2 separate regions of the Homo sapiens genome follow, and region 1 is linked to region 2. Evidence: read pairs that join two places in POLR2A ChIA-PET (ENCODE). Cell type or tissue: PC-9. All regions are shown on one strand. Each heading gives the region's core, and the rest is flanking DNA. Links, peaks and the distances in the headings are about the cores only.

Evidence for each region. ChIA-PET counts read pairs that join two places held together with the same protein. Peaks named below come from ENCODE experiments on the same cell type or tissue, not always from the same donor. Only the 100,000 strongest peaks of a DNase experiment are listed, where the experiment ranks them.
Region 1: POLR2A ChIA-PET joins it to region 2 with 7 read pairs; 2 of 35 experiments call an interaction of 5 or more read pairs at or near these places.

The regions. Positions count from the first base shown.
Region 1 is chr2:235,467,313-235,471,709 of GRCh38, reverse strand. No RefSeq gene overlaps it. Among named protein-coding and RNA genes, the nearest start is that of AGAP1, 25 kb to the left of the region's middle. In PC-9, for the core only: no CTCF peak of the experiment used is centred there; DNase peaks (open chromatin) are centred at 2,569 and 3,919; H3K4me3 peaks cover 764 bases; H3K27ac peaks cover 2,464 bases.
Region 2 is chr2:235,528,433-235,532,829 of GRCh38, reverse strand. All of the region lies in intron 1 of AGAP1 (ArfGAP with GTPase domain, ankyrin repeat and PH domain 1), which reads right to left. Among named protein-coding and RNA genes, the nearest start is that of TNRC17, 13 kb to the right of the region's middle. In PC-9, for the core only: no CTCF peak of the experiment used is centred there; no DNase peak of the experiment used is centred there.

The DNA of each region.
Region 1 (4,397 bases), core at 189-4,188, 61 kb after region 2:
TACAAGTGTGCAGGTTGGGTCAGAGCAGGGTTCCTAGTCTTGCCCTGCTTGTTCAAGCAGCTTCACCCACCAGTTCTGGTCTCATGGGTACCATTTTTGCTCCCTGGAGGAATCCCTATGGCCAAAGTGTACACCCACTGGGAACTGTCCAGCACTGCAGAGCATAAGACGTGGGTGAGGGGCATATTGGCAGGGAGACCATCTTTTTTCCATCTTGCCTCAAAACAGAGAGCCCCTGGCCAGTCGTGGACTGTTTGGTCATGGCGATAGAAGGGGATGAGGACTGACCTGGGGGCAGTTTGGAACAGGTGATGCAATGGAAGCCAAACTTTGTGAAGCTTGCTCCAATGCTCAGCTATTGCATCACCTGTCTCCAAGGTGCTGGCAACGTCAGGAGGCCAATGATGCTCTTAGAGATTCTCTAAAGCAAACAAGCCCATCCTCATTATGCTGCTCCAGGATCCTGGGGAAGCTGGCAAGGTCCTGGTGGTGGTGTCAGGTCACCCTAAGATCTGAGCAGACTGGAGGTGCAGGAACCTGACAGGTGATTGTTAAGTGGCAGATTTAGGTCTAGAATGCCACCGCCTCATTCTCAGTGTGCTTCAGCTGAGCTCATATCCAGTGATTGTCAATTACAAACAAACAAGGTTGGAATCAGTCTGCTGGTCTCAACATGGAAATCAAACTTGCCCACCTCTCTGTTTTAATGACTTCCCCCAAAACTCTGTTAAAGGTGTAGAGCTCGTGTTCCCTCTTCTCACATCATATAGGCTTTTCTGCAGAGAAGAGGCTGGTGGAGTGGTATGTCCATGGACAAGCTGGGCTCAGATGGTCCAAGAGCTTCCCTGGTGGGCAGGGCTACTGCTATGGACTGAATTGTGTTCCACCACCCCAATGCATATGTTGAAATGCTAACCCCCAATCTGATTGTATTTGGAGATAAGGCTTTCAGGAAGTACTTAAGGTTAAATGTCGTTCTAAGAATGTGGTCCTAATCTGATAGGGTTGGTGGCCTTATGGAAGATCTTGTTCTCTCTGTCTTTCTGAGTGCACCAACCAAGAAAATGCCATGCGAAGACATAGCAAGAAAGTGGTCATCTGCAAACTAAGAACACAGCCCTCAGCAGAACCCAATCATGCTGGCACCCTGATCTTGGACTTCCAGCCTCCAGAACTGTGAGAAATAAATTTCAGTTTCTTAAGTCTATAGTATTTTGTTATAGCAGCCCCAACTGACCAAAATAGCTACTGTCTTCCTGGCTTCCTGGCTCTATTCTTGTCTGAGCAATTCCTCCCAGCAACTCATAGGCACAGAACACCATTATAACCCAGCTGGAAAGCAATGTGGCAACATGTTGCAAAAATGGTTATGCCTTTGGCCTTGTCGTTCCAGTCCTGAGTATTTTTAGGAAGCAATTTAACAGGAGGAAAAAACTGCGTACATTGAAAATGCTCCCTGGAATGATATCTTGTAGGTCATCAAATCAAAAGTATTTAACAATATATAACTATCCAACAATAGGGAACTGTGTGTCAACTTGGTAAAATGTGGTACAGTAAGACCGCAAGTAGTAAGGTTATACAGAGATATGGAAAATATATATATATATATATATATATATATATATATATATATATATATATATATATTAGATGCAGTTTCGCTCTTGTCATCCAGGCTGGAGTGCAATGGCATGATCTCCACTCACTGCAACCTCTATCTCCAGGTTCAAGTGATTCTCCTGCCTCAGCCTCCCGATTAGCTGAGATTACAGGCACCCGCCACCACGCCCAGCTAAATTTTGTATTTTTAGTATAGATGGGGTTTCACCACGTTGGCCAGGCTGGTCTCGAACTCCCAGCCTCAAGTGATCCACCTGCCTTGGCCTCCCAAAGTGCTGGGATTACAAGCGTGAGCCACCACACCCTGCTGAAAATAGATTTTATAGTATATAGTTTAAAAAGGCAAAATGCTACAACTTGTGAGTATTTTAATTAGAAATATGAAAAACATGCACCCATGCATAGGAAGATAGGAAGAAAATATGCCAATTAATTAACTTAGGGTGGTGGGATGTTAGGAATTTAAGCAATTTTTCCTTATGCTTGAAGTTTCATTGTTTCTACAGAGAACAAAACAAGGCTTATGCTTGTCAGCCTGCATCCTGAGCAGAGCCTGTTTTTCTCCTCCAGCTAAGAGTTTCCAGACCCACAAGAGGCCTTTGATGCCACAGTCCCATGGGGCTGTATTTTATAATAGAAGAGAATATCCACTTGTTACAGGAACTGCATCCTACACAGCAGTGTAAACCGTCACCGCAGTCCCCCGACAGCCTTCTCTGCACCTTTCCATTAACCTCGCACCTGAGCTCACCTCTGGTTAATAGAAAAACCTCCATAAAGCCTGGAGCCAAGACTAACTTCAATTTTCCACAGCTTTACACTGGCCAGCCATTTCTCACACTGGGGTGTCACATGATTTGCTTCTCATGACAAAATTCCCTGGAACCAGATCCTTCTCTGAGTCAGAGCTGAGTCCTCAAGCTGAGCTGAGTATCGGGTAGCAGGAGGGAGGTTATGCTCAGCCTGGCCATTTTTGACATTGAGACATCAGGAACGGGACTGCCTCCACTTCCCTTCCCAGTGACGGGCAGGAGCATCTCCTGCTTCCGTGTGTGCCGGGGCAGAGTCCATCTGACAGCCCCTAGACTCACAGGGTCTTTTTATCTACATTACTCAGGTGCACGCTGTCCTTCGGAATTAAATTTACACAGGAAGTGGTGAATATTCTCCATTGATACAGCACCTTTATTTACTTTTGAGTCTGTTTTATTTTCAATGTAAACAAATGAATATATGGCAAAAAAAACACCCCAAAAAACACAAAATGATCTAAAGAAAGAAACAAAACTATATCCCCACCCACCAGTTCTACTCACTGGGAGTAATTATTGGCAAATTCCTACGTATCCTCGGGTCTATCTTGTTTGCATATGAGCAAAATCTGTATGAATATTCTGTATACCTTAAAAACAAAACAGGACCAAGTTAGGATCATACTGCGCTTTGTTCTAGCCCTACGCTTTTCACTTAATTATATATCTTGGGGATCTTATCAGCACATATATACTTTAAATTTTTTATTTTTGTGGGTACATGGTAGGTGTATATATTTATGGGGTACATGGGATGTTTAGATACAGGCATGTAATGTGTAATAATCACATTCTGGAGAATGACGTATCCATCCCCTCAAGCATTTATCCTCTGTATCATAAATAATCCAATTATACTCTTATTCTAAAATATACAACGAAATTATTATTGACTATAGTCACCTCATTGCAACACTTTTTTTTTTTTTTTTTTTTTTGAGATGGAGTCTTACTCTGTCACCAAGCTGGAGTGCAATGGCGTGATCTCGGCTTACTGCAACCTCCGATTCCCTGGTTCTCTTGCCTGGCTTCCCGAGTAGCTAGGATTACAGGCATGAGCCACCATGCCCAGCTAATTTTTGTATTTTTAGTAGAGACGAGGTTTCACCATGTTGACCAGGCTGGTCTCAATCTCCTGACCTCGTGATCCGTCCGCCTTGGCCCCCCAAAGTGTTGGGATTACAGGTGTGAGCCACTGTGCCTGGCCAACACATATATTTTTAATGGGTGCATAGTATCTTACTTATAGCTGTAGCATAATTTATTTACATAGACATAATTTATTTAATAGACATTTCAGGGATTTTTCTTTTTTTAAAATAACAAATGCAGCTGCAAGTGAGCATTTTGTGCACATAACTTTGTGCACATTTCAAAGTATATTTGTAGGGAATTTTTTTTTTTTTAAGACAGGGTCTGGCTCTGTCACCCAGGCTGAAATATGATGGCATAATCATGATTCACTACAGCCTCCACATCCTGGGCTTAAGCAATCCTTCCTCCTTAGCCTACTGAGTAACTGGGACCACAGGCACGTACCACCAAACCCGGCTTATTTTTGTATTTTTGGTAGAGATTGGGTCTCACTATGTTGCCCAGGCTGGTCTCGTACTCCTGACGGAGCTGAGGCCAGGTGTTCGAGACCAGCCTGGGCAACATAGTGAGAGGCCAGCCTGAGTCTCCCAGAGTGCTGGGATTACCTGTGTGAGCCACTGTGCCCAGCCTGGTAAATTTTTAATGATGGAAATACTAGGTCAAAGGTAACATGCACTTAAAATGTTGATTTCTGCTGGCAAACTGAATAAACTGCTGTAGTTTATTCTTCTACCATCAATGTGTGAACCTACCAGATTTTCCACATTCTAGCAAATGATGCATGCAAACTGTTTAATTTTCCCAATGATAGTTGAAAAGTGGCCTCTTCCATTATTTAATGATGATACTATCATTATTTAATTTGCA
Region 2 (4,397 bases), core at 201-4,200:
GCCAGGAGGGAATGGCACGGCTCACTGCCCACTGCACCCACGCACCAAACAAAGGGTAAGCTGAGGCAGGTAGGAGCTCTTGGTTTTCTTTTCACTTCTCTTACAACATTAACTTTTGCCATTTTTTATTTAAAGCATCCAGAGTGTTTTTAATATAGTTTGAGATGAGTCCATCTCAATACATCCATGATTAAATATCAAGCAAACATTTAAAAAGACAGTTTATGAAAAGGCGAGGACAAAGAAAAATGTCACTGTAGGAGAAAAGCTGGACAAACCACTGCATATGTGATACATATACAACCCTCGTAAAACACAAAGGTAGGGCAGGTGCAGTGGCTCACACCTGTAATCCTAGCATTCTGGGAGCCCGAGGCAGGAGGATCGCTTAAACCCAAGTCTGACACCATTCTGGGTGAAACCCCATCTCTACAAAAATACAAAAATTAGCTAGGTGTGATGGCGTGGGCCTGCAGTCCCAGGTATTTGGGAGGTGGAGGTGAGAGGATCACTTGAGCTGGGCAGGCAGAGGTTGCAGTGAGCTGAGATCACACCGTTGCACTGCAGCCTGGGCAAGAGAGAGACTTTGTCTTAGAAAAAAACTAAAAAGCTACAAAGGTAGAAAAACAAAAAGCATCCCCAAGAGTAACAGCAGGTACCTCCAGCTAGAAGAATTATAGGCAACTGTTTTCTTCTTCTTTATAGTTTTCCATATTTGCATATAACACATTGATAACTTTTTTAAAAGTTAAACTATTTCCTGCAAAATCTACTTTTTGTGATCAACTCTACTTTTTCTCCTGTATTTTCCTTTTTAAAATTCTAAAACTTAAACAAGTGTCTGCCAGGTGTCCGATCTAATGCGGACAGCCACTTCACAGGGCTGGAGTCCCAGCTTGCAATTTAAAAGCAAAGCTAGGCCGGGTGCAGGGGTTCACGTCTGTAATCCCAGCATTTTGGGAGGCCAAGGCACATGGATCAACGAAGGTCAGGAGTTCGAGACCAGCCTGACCAACACAGTGAAACCCCCGTCTCTACTAAAAATACAAAAAAATTAGCTGGGCGTGGTGGCAGGCACCTGTAATCCCAGCTACTCTGGGAGGCTGAGACGGGAGAATTGCTTGAACCCGGGAGGCGGAGGTTGCATTGAGCCGAGATCGCGCCACTGCACTCCAGCCTGGGTGCCACAGCAAGACTCTGTCTCAAAAAAAAAAAAAAAAAGGCAAAGCTACCAGAGAACCAAAGGTGTCCCAATTCCCTTGTCCCACTGGATATGGCACAAGCGAGGACACATGTATGAATCATTACCAAATTTCAAGGCCAAAATGGCAGGTGACATGGGAGCGGGTCACTCATGAGCTACAGGACATGAAAAGAGAAGACCGATGCAGAGATGAGGACAGGCAGCCACAGAGCAGGGCAGAAAGGATGGGCAGTGAACATTCAACACTACAGTTGAGGGGGAGAATACAGGAACCAGAGTCTGCCCAGCTAGAAAAGCCATAGGAAGGAGTGAGATGAGACCTCTTCCATGCACATAACCAGCAGTGTGAGGCCGGCTGCAAAAGTGCCAGTCATCTCATGAACTGCAAGATGAAGCACTGCCTCCCAGCAAAAAGGAGAGCTCCAGCCAATGAACAAGAGCCCAGAGGTATCACTGGACCAGGAGAATCAGTTGTGATCCCAAACTAAGACTCCTTGTGCTGAGTCTAGATTTGCGGACACGTGCATTAGCAGATCTGTGCCAAATACCCTAAATCTTTATTCAGCTACTGGTTTTCTCACTGTACTTTCTAAACTGAAGTGGAAGTCTGTGGAGACCGCCAAGAGCCTTTGGGTTGGCCAGTGTCCCCCTACCCTCAACCGGTGTTGACTGGCTCAGCCCCAATGACAGCAGGTGTGCAGGGTCTCCCACAGTGAGGGAAGAGTCAGCCCTCAGGAGAAACACAGAGGAAGGACACTGAGGTGGGCAGACACCACCCTCCCCAAAGATGCCCAAGTCCTAATCCCCAGAACCTGCAACTGTGACTTTACATGATAAAGAGGCACTGTCGCTGTGATTAAGTCAAGGATTTTAAGACAGGGAAATCATTCAAGATTATCCAGATGGGTCCAACGTAATCACAAGGGTCCTTATCAAATGAAAAAAGAAAGCAGAGGAGCCGGAGAAGGGGACGTCAGGATGGAGTGGAATGGAAGAAGAGATCGGAAGATGCTACACAGCTGGTTTTGAAGACAGAGGAAGGGGCCATGAGCCAAGGAGTGTGGGCAGCCTCTAGAAGCTGGAAAAAGCAAGGAAACAAATTCTTCCCTAGAGCCTGCAGAAGGAACGCGGCCCTGCCAACACCTTGATATTAGGATCTGACCTCCAGAACTATAACAGAATAAATGTGTGTTGTTTGAAGCCACTGCATCTGGGGTAACCTTGTACAGCTGCAATGGGAAACGGACACAGGGACTAAGGCACAAGGGCTCCCGTGAAAGCCCTTGTAACTACTACCTATCTAAAGCGGAAGCACAGTCTAACGGGATATCACATTAGGCATATGGCAAGTCGACTGTACATCAAAATCTTTCAATCATGAGTTCAGATACACCAAGACTGCGAATGAGCTCAGCCTCTGCAGCAGCTGGCTCTGGTCAGTTCGTGAACCTGCATTTGAGGCCAACTGCAGCTCCAAGACCCACGTCTTGTAGTCCTACGGGGAGTTTTACTGTCAGAGGTACGAGACTTGTCAGTTTTGGGACAGCAGGGGATGGATGGTGGCCTGTCCTGTGCCTTCTCTTCTTAGTGTCTGGGGGCTCATTTTTGCCTCCCCAAACCTACTTTGACCCCAAAACCATACAGAAGCTTCAGATGGCAAAGGCTCCAACAAGCCTTATTTTAACCTTTCAATCTCCAGAGGACAGGTAGTTGTTGAATCCCATCCTCATCACCCAACAAGGTGGACACTGCCTTTGCCCAGCCCAATTCTCGTACAACCCCAGCTCCAAGCTCTCCTCCCAACCACTCAGGCTGATGGGCCTGGGGCCTCGATTTCTGCCCACCCAGCTTCACTTCTTTCCTCGGCTGCCCAGCCACTACTTCCAAAATTCCCAACAGTCCAGAGCTGAGGATTCACATGTAGACAAATGTGTGCACCTCACATGGGAGGTCATCAGTGGGGGTCAGGTGAATACAGTCATGAAATAACCTCAATGTGGGTGCTCACTGCTCCCTTCCAGGTCCTGGATTTTGTGATGTGGGGAGCGTGAGCTGTCAAGCATTCTGTATTAACTGGAGTCTGATGCTGACTGCACAGCTGTCCCCTGTCCCACAGACACCCCACCTGCTTGAGAGATCTGCACCTCCTGCCAGTTCAATCCCCACACACAGGCTCTAAGATCAGGCACCCCTGGACACCAAACCTGGATTCACTATTTGCCACTTTAATCCTTACAATGGCAATGACAGCATGGATTTTGTAAATTATTATAAGAGGTCACCAATGTACATAAGATACTTGGCAACAGTGGCTGTCCACTAAATTGTGGCTATTACAACCATCAGCACAAAGTAGCCTCCAGCATATACTGTAAGACTAGTTCCCTGGAAGGACTGAGATCAACTTTCCACCATATTCACAGAAAGGACCAGCGCCAAGGCAACACTTGCCTGGCCACAGGGGCTCTGTCACAACGCAGCAAGGAAAGTTACCAGGCAGCAGAGGTGTGGCCTAGGGGCCACAGAGCTAGCTAGAGACTCAGGCAAGGGGACGTGGTGTTTTGTGGCTCTCAGAAAGAGAGAAGACACACAGCAGGAGAATCAAGTAATAATCAACAGCCAGACAATGATCACAAAAATTAACCCCACTGGCTGGGCGCAGTGGCTCATGCATGTAATCCCAGCACTTTGGGAAGCCGAGGTGAGCTGATCACCTGAGGTCAGGAGTTTGAGACCAGCTGACCAACACAGTAAAATCCCATCTGTACTAAAAATACAAGATTAGCCGGGCATGGTGGCACATGACTGTAATCCCAGCTACTAGGGAGGCTGAGGCAGGAGAATTGCTTGCAACCCGGGAGGCGGAGGTTTCAGTGAGCCAAGATCACGCCACTGCACTCCAGCCTGGGCGACAGAGCGAAACTCCGTCTTCTCAAAACAAACAAAAAATTAACCCCACATACAAATGCACACAAGAGAAGGCTGGAGAGGTATGGTCTCCTACAGCTACTATATGAAACAAGCGGAGCAAACATCATTTATTGAGAAGACAATCTTTCACTGACTTAAGGAAAATGACAATCTCTCGAGCATCTCGCCATATGCAACTCCCACACACTGTGCTTCGACTTTTCCCTGCATTTCTGTCATTTTTCCATCTCACTCTGTAATTCTAGATCTGAAATCAGCCAAA